Linked DNA regions of Mus musculus: region 1 is linked to region 2. The links are chromatin loops, found by intact Hi-C in ENCODE. Cell type or tissue: left cerebral cortex. All regions are shown on one strand. Links, peaks and the distances in the headings refer to the core of each region. The heading gives the core; the rest is flanking DNA.

Region 1 (3,913 bases), core at 905-3,404, 220 kb before region 2:
TTTTTAGAAACAAGGTCTTGCTAAGAATAAGTAGCCCAGCCCAGCCTTGAGCTTATAATCCTCCTGCCTTGGCTTCTCAAGTCCTGGGATCAGAGGCACGTGCCACCACTCCTAGTCATGACCTTATTCTTTTCTAGGCTTCCCACTCACCACCAAAGGCATCCAGCAGGAACTCCCGCACTCTTGAGGAGCCCAGCTAAACATTCAAGGCAGCCTGATGAGCAGTCACCTCCATTGGCCCTAAGTTAGAAAGAATCTTGTCCAACACCACTCCCAAAAGGGATGTAAGGGATGGGAGACAGCCTACAAAGGTTGTTCATTTGTGCTTTGTTAGTACTAAGTTCATCTGTTACTCCCCATACATTTGTTTTGTCTTAGATGCTAAGACTACAACAATCAAGGATAAAGTCAGAAGGATCGGAAGTTTTCTGGAGAATGGTGCTTTCAAACAAACCCTAGTGCATCTGATGACATATGTGTTTTGCTTCAAATGTCCTACTGTACATTTGCTGGGTATCTCTTGACAGGGACACCAGCAACACCAGTCATACTACCCTGTCTTTAGGAAGGGTGGCATTATGTCACAGTGAAGGCTTTTTGTTGGGAGTCAATTATGTTCAAATACACTAGAATGAGCATCTTTACCTATATGCCAACATGTTTTACAAGTGATAGAAAGACAGCCTAAAATGGGAGGGGCAGTCAAGGTAGGGTCCTAGGAACTACCTATCCTTCTGGGCTCACTGGTGCAAGAATTTAACATTGTTATTTTGTGGTTAGGGCAGTAGGCTGGGAGCCTGAATTTGCTAAACCTCATTGTTCAGCTGAGCAAACAGGTCTGAAGAAGTCCACTCACCTGTCCACAATAGTAGAGCTGATAGGTTGAAGACCCTTGGGTTTCTGCAACGGCCTACAAGGTTTCCTTTCAAGAATGGGCCCAAGTCCTGTGACACGATCTGACCCCGGCTCACTTATACCGCCTTATCTCTCACCATGCTACACCCCTCTCTGTGATCCAGCCAGCCAGCTCTACTGCAAAGCACTGCATGCATTCTGCTTGGCCCACACCACTCCCTCTACCAGGGACCCAAAGTCCACACCACTAAATAACTTTGGTCAACACTCAAGACTCATTTGGGCTTCACTTCCCTGAGGAAGATGTACTAGAGTTGACCGCCTCTGTCTCCCACAGCATATAGAGACACTCATCACATAATATGTTCATGCATTCAACAAATATTTATTGAGCAACTTCCAGATGCCAGACAACTTTGAGTACAGCAGTAACAAAACAAAATGCCTGCCCTCGAAGAGCTTACATTCTGGTGAGAAAAACAGTCAATAAACAAATACAACACGATGTCAGGTAGAGGTTCATGCTATGAAGCAAACAGCCAGGGCTAGAGATGGCTGCGAACATTGCCTGGGAAACCTCTCTCAGGACCTTGATCAGCAGTCCCAAGAGGTGACAGAGAAAGCCATGCACATAGCTAGCTGGGAAAGGAGCATTTAAAGCAGCAGCAGCAGCAGCAGCAGCAGCAACAGCAGCAGCAGCAGCAGCAATGGGCCTGCAGATACCAGGACTACTTACTGGATTTCATTCCCTACTGAACTAGGAACGCTTGAAGACAAGAGTACATTTAAAGTGTGATTCTCTAGGCCCAGCATAGAACTTGGTATCACCATAGAGGATATCTACAAATTAAGAGAATGAACCTGTGCTGGATTGGGTGAGCAAGATAAAGGCTGCTTCCTGTCTCTTCTCAGGGCTGAGCTGAGAACACAGGCACTTGCTAGCCAGCTTGAGTTCTTAGCTACTTTCTATCCCTGGACTCTCTTCAGTAGGTCAGCAGCATTGACAAGTCTACGTGTACCTTCCTGGCCCGCCTATCTTTGGGTGGCTCTGACAAGTCCAAGTTTACCTTCCTGGCCTGCCTATCTTTGGGCTGGACATGGGACTTTATCTACAGTTTAGACACTGTAGAACCGAGTCTCACCAATCTTCATCCAGTTTCCAAGGTGTGAAAATCAAGACTGAGAGGGCTCTGACACCTGGGATTGCCAGACCCCACCTCCACCACCCCACCTGATTCTTGGTTTCTCTCCAAACCAAACTCTTCCACTGGGACATCAACATTCTGACCATAGTGGACCTGTGGCCATCTCTCCCCAGTCTCCAACTTCATTAAACCACTTGTACCACACTTAGCACAAAGTTCAGAGCCTGAGCCCTCATGCTCTCTGCGCACGGAATCTTTAGTGGACCAATGGTTTCTATGCTGTAAATAAAGTCAGCTGGCTTTATTTACTCAGCCAATGAAAATAGAAACCTCTCGGATTCGTTGGTGCTTTTGTCCCACCCCGTCCCTTAAAAGGTCTGAAATGAATTCAAGGGTGATTCATCTGCTCACACATGCTTTCACCCCCACTTACTGTCACCTGCTACATCCCCCAATCAGTGTCTGCGGTGGTGGTGATGGTGGTGGTGGTAAAAGATCGTGATGAAAGTAGGTTGTCATTTGCTGAAACCTTGTGCAAGCACTAGGCACTATGCTCCAAACCGGAACGAACCGGCTTCCCTTTACCGAGGTAAACGGGACCAAAAGAAGAAAAGTAGCTTGCTCAAGGTCGCACAGCTAAGTTGAAGAGTGTAGTGAGGCGCTGGCGAGCACAAACCTGGCCCAAGAGTGGCACTCTAAGCATGAAAGTTTACTAAACTTTAAATATCACTGAAATGCAGAAAGTGAAAGGTGGCCCCTGGCCCCGGGGCCAACAGAGGAGAAGACAGGACGGATAAACCAGGATCTACAGCTTGACGAGGCCAGGGCTGCAGACATAAGAAAAGCTGTAGGGGAGCAGAGCAGAGACGGGCTGACCTGACCTGGGAAGTGGCTCCGGGGGCCAGGCCTCGGGACGACCCCCCTGTGCCCACGCGCCGGGCCGGCGGGCCTCACCTCCTTCCACCTGAGCTGGCGAAGACTGATCTTGAGCGCGTCCAGGGAGGTGCGGGCCTTGGAGCTGTCCACGGTGACCGGCCGCATCGAGCCTGCGCTCCGCCGGTAGACCCGGCTCCGGCTCCGGCCCCGTGCCTTCACGAGCTGGCTCAGGGCCCGCGCCGCCGGCCTCGGCTGGGCCAGGGGCAGCGCTGGTGGCAGCCGCCGGACGACGCGGGCCTCTCCTTCCTCGGGCGCGTGGCGTCGCGTCGGGGTCGGGATCCGGCCCACGTCCTTGGGCTGCTCCTCCAGCTCCAGGCGCTCTGGATCCCCGGCCGCGCCAGCGTCCACGCCCTGCTGCTTCTCAGTCTCCGCCGGTAGCGACTCGGTCGCCGCTGCTGTCGCCGCCGCCGCCGCCGCCGCGTCCGCCTCCCACTCAGCCTCCGGCTTCTTCTCCGGGCTGCTGCGCCGCATGACGCTCAGGGCCGGTGCCGGCGCCACAGCCACCGCCGCCGCCGCTGCTCCGCCGTCCCGGCCCGCGACCAAACTGCCGCCGCCGTCGCCGCCGCCGCCGCCGCCACGCGCTCCCCGCCCGAGCCCGTTGCCATGATCTCTCAGGCCCCGGTTGACAGGGATAGTCGCCGCCTCGGGACGGGGCCCCGCAAGGGACAATCGCCTGCCGGGCCCGGCGACCTCACAAGCGAGCGCGTCCACGTGACCAGGCCTGTCACAGAGGTGGCGATAGCCATCTTGGAAGAGGGCAGCTTGTCACACATGCAGAGTTTCTGAGCACTCAGGGACTGGCTAGGAATGATTTATAGTGGGGCTGAGGGTAAAAGAGGTTGCGCTCCTGTCTCGCTCCCGAGCTTGGAAAGGGAAGGACTTGGGAAGAGCGGCATCTTCCTCAAACACGAGACTTAGTTTCCCCAGTCCTACTACATTCATCGACTCCTTTTCTGTGAGCCTCAGACTGAGGCTGG
Region 2 (3,913 bases), core at 507-3,006:
GGGGCTCCCTGGTGGCTCACAGGCAGTGATGGTCACTGATGTCTTTTTTCCTCTCCAGGCTCTGGTCTCAATGGAAATAGCTCCCCCACCCCTTCCTTCCAGATAATACGAGTGGCTGACAAGTGCTGGACTTGACTATTCTGGCAACCTAGGGGCTACTTATTATTTTGTGGATGAGGATAGACACACAGAGGTCAATTTACTTAGCCAAAAACACAAAGGATGCTGGGAACCCAGGCAACCTGGTGCCTGACTCCAACCCAGGCACCTCCAGAAGTTAACTGAGAGACGGAAAGCAAGGGGGTGGGCTGGAAAGAACTCTATGGGGTGCTGAGTGTCCTGGGAGGGGTTCTAGGCCCTGGTCCAGTTTGTACTTTTTATTAATAAAAGTCATTCTGCTTTTCTATGGGTACCAGGGAGGGGGCCCTGTTGGGGAGCTCAGTCAGCTTCACCACCTAAGGCAACATAAGGAAAATAAAGGCGATATAGAAAACAGTCTCATAAAATTATATTCATAGACTTTGTCTACATTTAACCTTAAAGTGTCAGTTGAGATGGTGGCTTATTCCTGGTTCTTGCTCTTTCTCCTGTCTTTGGTGTTAAACGTTCTATTGTGCGATGAGAAGCTGATGCATCTTTAAAGAAAAGGGGGAAAAAAAAGCCCAACTGTTTAAAAAAACGAGGACTTGCTCACTTACTGGTTCTCACCATCTATTTTTAAATCACATCATTTTGTGTGTGCATGCATGGGCACATATGTGGAGGTCAGAGGACAACTGTCAGGAGTCAGCTCTCCCCTACAACGTGGTTCTGGGGACAGAACTCATGCCATGAGGCTTGGCTGCAGGTGCCTTTGCCTGCAGAGCCATCTCTCTGGCCTTTATTTATTTATTTATTATTTTTAACTTCTGCTGGTTCCTATTTGTTTGTCTATTTTTAACTCTGCAGATGCCCGAATCTCAGAGTCTGGGAGCTATAGGACCTCATGCCCACGCCTGGTGCTGATGTCTCCGAGGCTGACAACCAAGAGAAGCTGGAGCTGTAACTAGGGAGAAAAGGCACTAATGGAGCCGGTTTGACCCGTGTTTTGTGTCAGGGACCCCTGGGTGAATGTGCAGTGGTGGTGAGGCCAGGGTTGGAAACAGGATAATAGTCAATCAGGAGGGTCTAGAGAGGAGCAAGGGAGGAAAGGGAGGAGGGGGTGTAGGGAGGCTCGTCAGAGAGAGGAGAGAAATAGAGAAGACAGCACTGCATAGAACAGGGGCAGAGACAAACATGGAGATCTGAGGCGCATGCCACACACTTGCAAGCACAGATATTTCCAGGTAGAGACAGACAGCGAGAGGGGAGACGGTGCAGAGTGTGATAGTGAGACGGAGACATCCCGCGTTGCCCTGGGAGACGCTTACCCAGACATAGGCTATACATACACGGGGGTGATGGAAACTCAAAGGCTAAGCGGAGGAGTCAGCTTCTTAGAAAGAAAAGTGGGAGAGAGGGTGGGTGGAGACGTTGGGGCCCTGTACAGCAGCCTGGGGCCTGGAGGGGTGTGGGTGGAGGAAGCGGCTTCAGCTGGGGCTGGCAGGCTGCAGGACTAGATAAGGACGCTTGCCAGAGGAAGGCAGGGAAGGAAAGCCTGGGAGGCTGCCCCAGCCTGAGAACAATGGGTACTTGACTCCAGCAGGTCATTAAAGAGACAATGAATACAAAGAGCGGCAGGAGCTTCCCCAGGGAGAGCAAAGAAGTGGGATAATTGAGGGCCTGTCCCACACCCTCTCCTGTCCAGAGTACACCTGAACTCCTCTGGGGCTTCGGTTCATGCCCCTCCCGCTACCTGGAAGGTCAGTAGCGGCTACACTTTAAGGGAGCAGTCTTGAGGAGCCAGGGTGGTAGGATTTAGTTAGAATGGAGCTTCTTAGCACAAAGGGCAGGAGAGGAAGCAAGCCTGGCCACATATACATTACTTACATAATCCAGACTCTTCCTAAAATGTCTGCTGACTCCTTTTCTTCTTTTTTCTTTTTGCATTAGAGAGTGAAAGGGAGAGTGGGCTGTGAGAGATACTTACTACATTATAGTGGTGATTGCCACTGGGGAGTGCTACCCCAACATCACATATAATGTGTAGATATTTATGTGTGCGCATACATGCTGTGAAAACAGGGATGGTTGTTACTGTGTATTCTGGGCGCTGCTTTCTTGTTTTAGCTTGTTGAAATTTTTTAAAAATGGGTTTTTGAGCTGCATGTATGTACATATGTGAGCAGTGCCCTTGGAAGCAGAAGAGGGTATCAGATCTAATAGGACCAAATATACAGACAGCTGAAAGTCCCCATATGGGTGTTGGGATTTGAACCCAGGTCCCCTGGAAGAACAGCCAGTGCTCTTAATGACTGAGCCATCTCTCCAGCCCCAGTTTTGTTTTTTGTTATCTTATCTTGAGTCAGTCTGTATAACTGTGTAGTCCTGGTTGCCCTGGGACTTGCTCTGTAGACCAAGCTGGCCTTGAAGTCATAGAGATCTGCTTGCCTCTACCTTCTGAGTATGTGGGCAATCATGCCTGGCCCGAGTATTTCTATTTTTTAATTTTGAGATAGGTTCCTCTCTGTAGTCCAGGCTGGCCTCAAACTCCAAATCCACCTGTCTCAGCCTCCCACATACTGAGATTGTTTCTAGGTGTGACCTCCACACACAACACTCTCCAGTTTTATTTTTTCCCCGCCCATCGCTCTTCATGTCTGTTTATTTATTCACATACTTAGTGTGTGAGTGTGTGCACAAGTCATGGAAGTCAGAAGACAGCTTCTGGAGAATGGAGCTCAGGTTGTCACGTTCGGCAGTGACCATGTGCTGATTGGTTTCACCCTTCCCATCAGCCTTGGCTTTTAAGTCTTTTTCTGAAAAGGAAAGGGAGTGATGAAGGGAAGGGAAGGGAAGGGCTGAGAGAGGGAGAAGGTGAGGGAAGGAGAGAGATTAAGACCTCTTAGCTCTTCTTTAGGCCTACCCTAAATGGTTCCACATAGAGGGACTCTCCCTTCCCAGGATTCCCCCATGTTCTCCTCCTGCTCAGGGCTTTAAGGACTTCCTCCCATGTCTCCTGTAACGATGTTCTCATCTTCCCAAACAGCCATCACTTAGGAGCAGGGGCCTCACACACAGGGTCAGACCAGGGGGTTGTTCTGGTGTCTGAGACTGGATCTAGTCCTCCAGTAAAGTTAAGCAAGAGGGCTCTGATCACATCTGACAACACGCAGTCAGACAGGGGGTCCCGGGAGTGTAGACTCTTGAAATCCCACACGTGTCTTCTAGAATGGGAGTGGGTCTGGGCAGCTGCTATAACAATGTAAGGAGGAAATAGAATGACACTGTATCCATGGTACTGTACCCTTGTATTTTAGCTAGTCTGTGTAGCAACATTGTTAATAAGACCTACTGCTTTGGGGCCCAGTGAAATGGCTCAAAGTAAAAGTATCTACCATCAAGCTTGGAGACTGAATTCCATCCCCAGGACATATATCGTAGAAGGAAAGAACTGACTCTTGAAAGTTGTCCCCTGACCTCTACACATGTGCTATGGTGTGCATACACTCACACGTGTACACACATACGCTTAACATGTTTAAGACCTACAGTCTTGAACCCCAAATTCTACCAGTCCCAGAGAAACTGAGTTTCTGATAAAATGGGGTAACTGTGGAGGATGGAAAAGGAGAAACCAGCCCTACCTCTCCCTGGTTCCACTATTCCCCGGCATCCACTATTTACAGAGTGGGTGAGGCAGAGAGGCGGCTGCCTCATACAAAGTCATAGTTGGCAGTAAGTCCTGGGATCTGGGACTGGAATGTTGTGTGAGGGTGGGTCTAGGAACTGGCAAGTTGAGACTCTCACCACTTCCAGGACACTCCACCTGGTG

What was found. A loop is a pair of places that touch in the nucleus more often than their neighbours do. Peaks named below come from ENCODE experiments on the same cell type or tissue, not always from the same donor. Only the 100,000 strongest peaks of a DNase experiment are listed, where the experiment ranks them.
Region 1: a loop joins it to region 2, with 4 times the contacts of the local background. A loop is called at or near these places in 2 of 42 quality-filtered maps.

Annotation. Positions count from the first base shown.
Region 1 is chr2:35,976,218-35,980,130 of GRCm38, forward strand. Ttll11 (tubulin tyrosine ligase-like family, member 11) reads right to left here and starts at 3,603. Exons shown (of 10, transcript NM_029774.3): 1 at 2,955-3,603. The coding sequence starts at 3,407. In left cerebral cortex, for the core only: no CTCF peak of the experiment used is centred there; DNase peaks (open chromatin) are centred at 2,444 and 3,033; H3K4me3 peaks cover 2,070 bases; H3K27ac peaks cover 913 bases.
Region 2 is chr2:36,197,159-36,201,071 of GRCm38, forward strand. No RefSeq gene overlaps it. Among named protein-coding and RNA genes, the nearest start is that of Gm46735, 7.2 kb to the left of the region's middle. In left cerebral cortex, for the core only: no CTCF peak of the experiment used is centred there; DNase peaks (open chromatin) are centred at 1,474, 2,005 and 2,049; H3K4me3 peaks cover 271 bases; H3K27ac peaks cover 1,728 bases.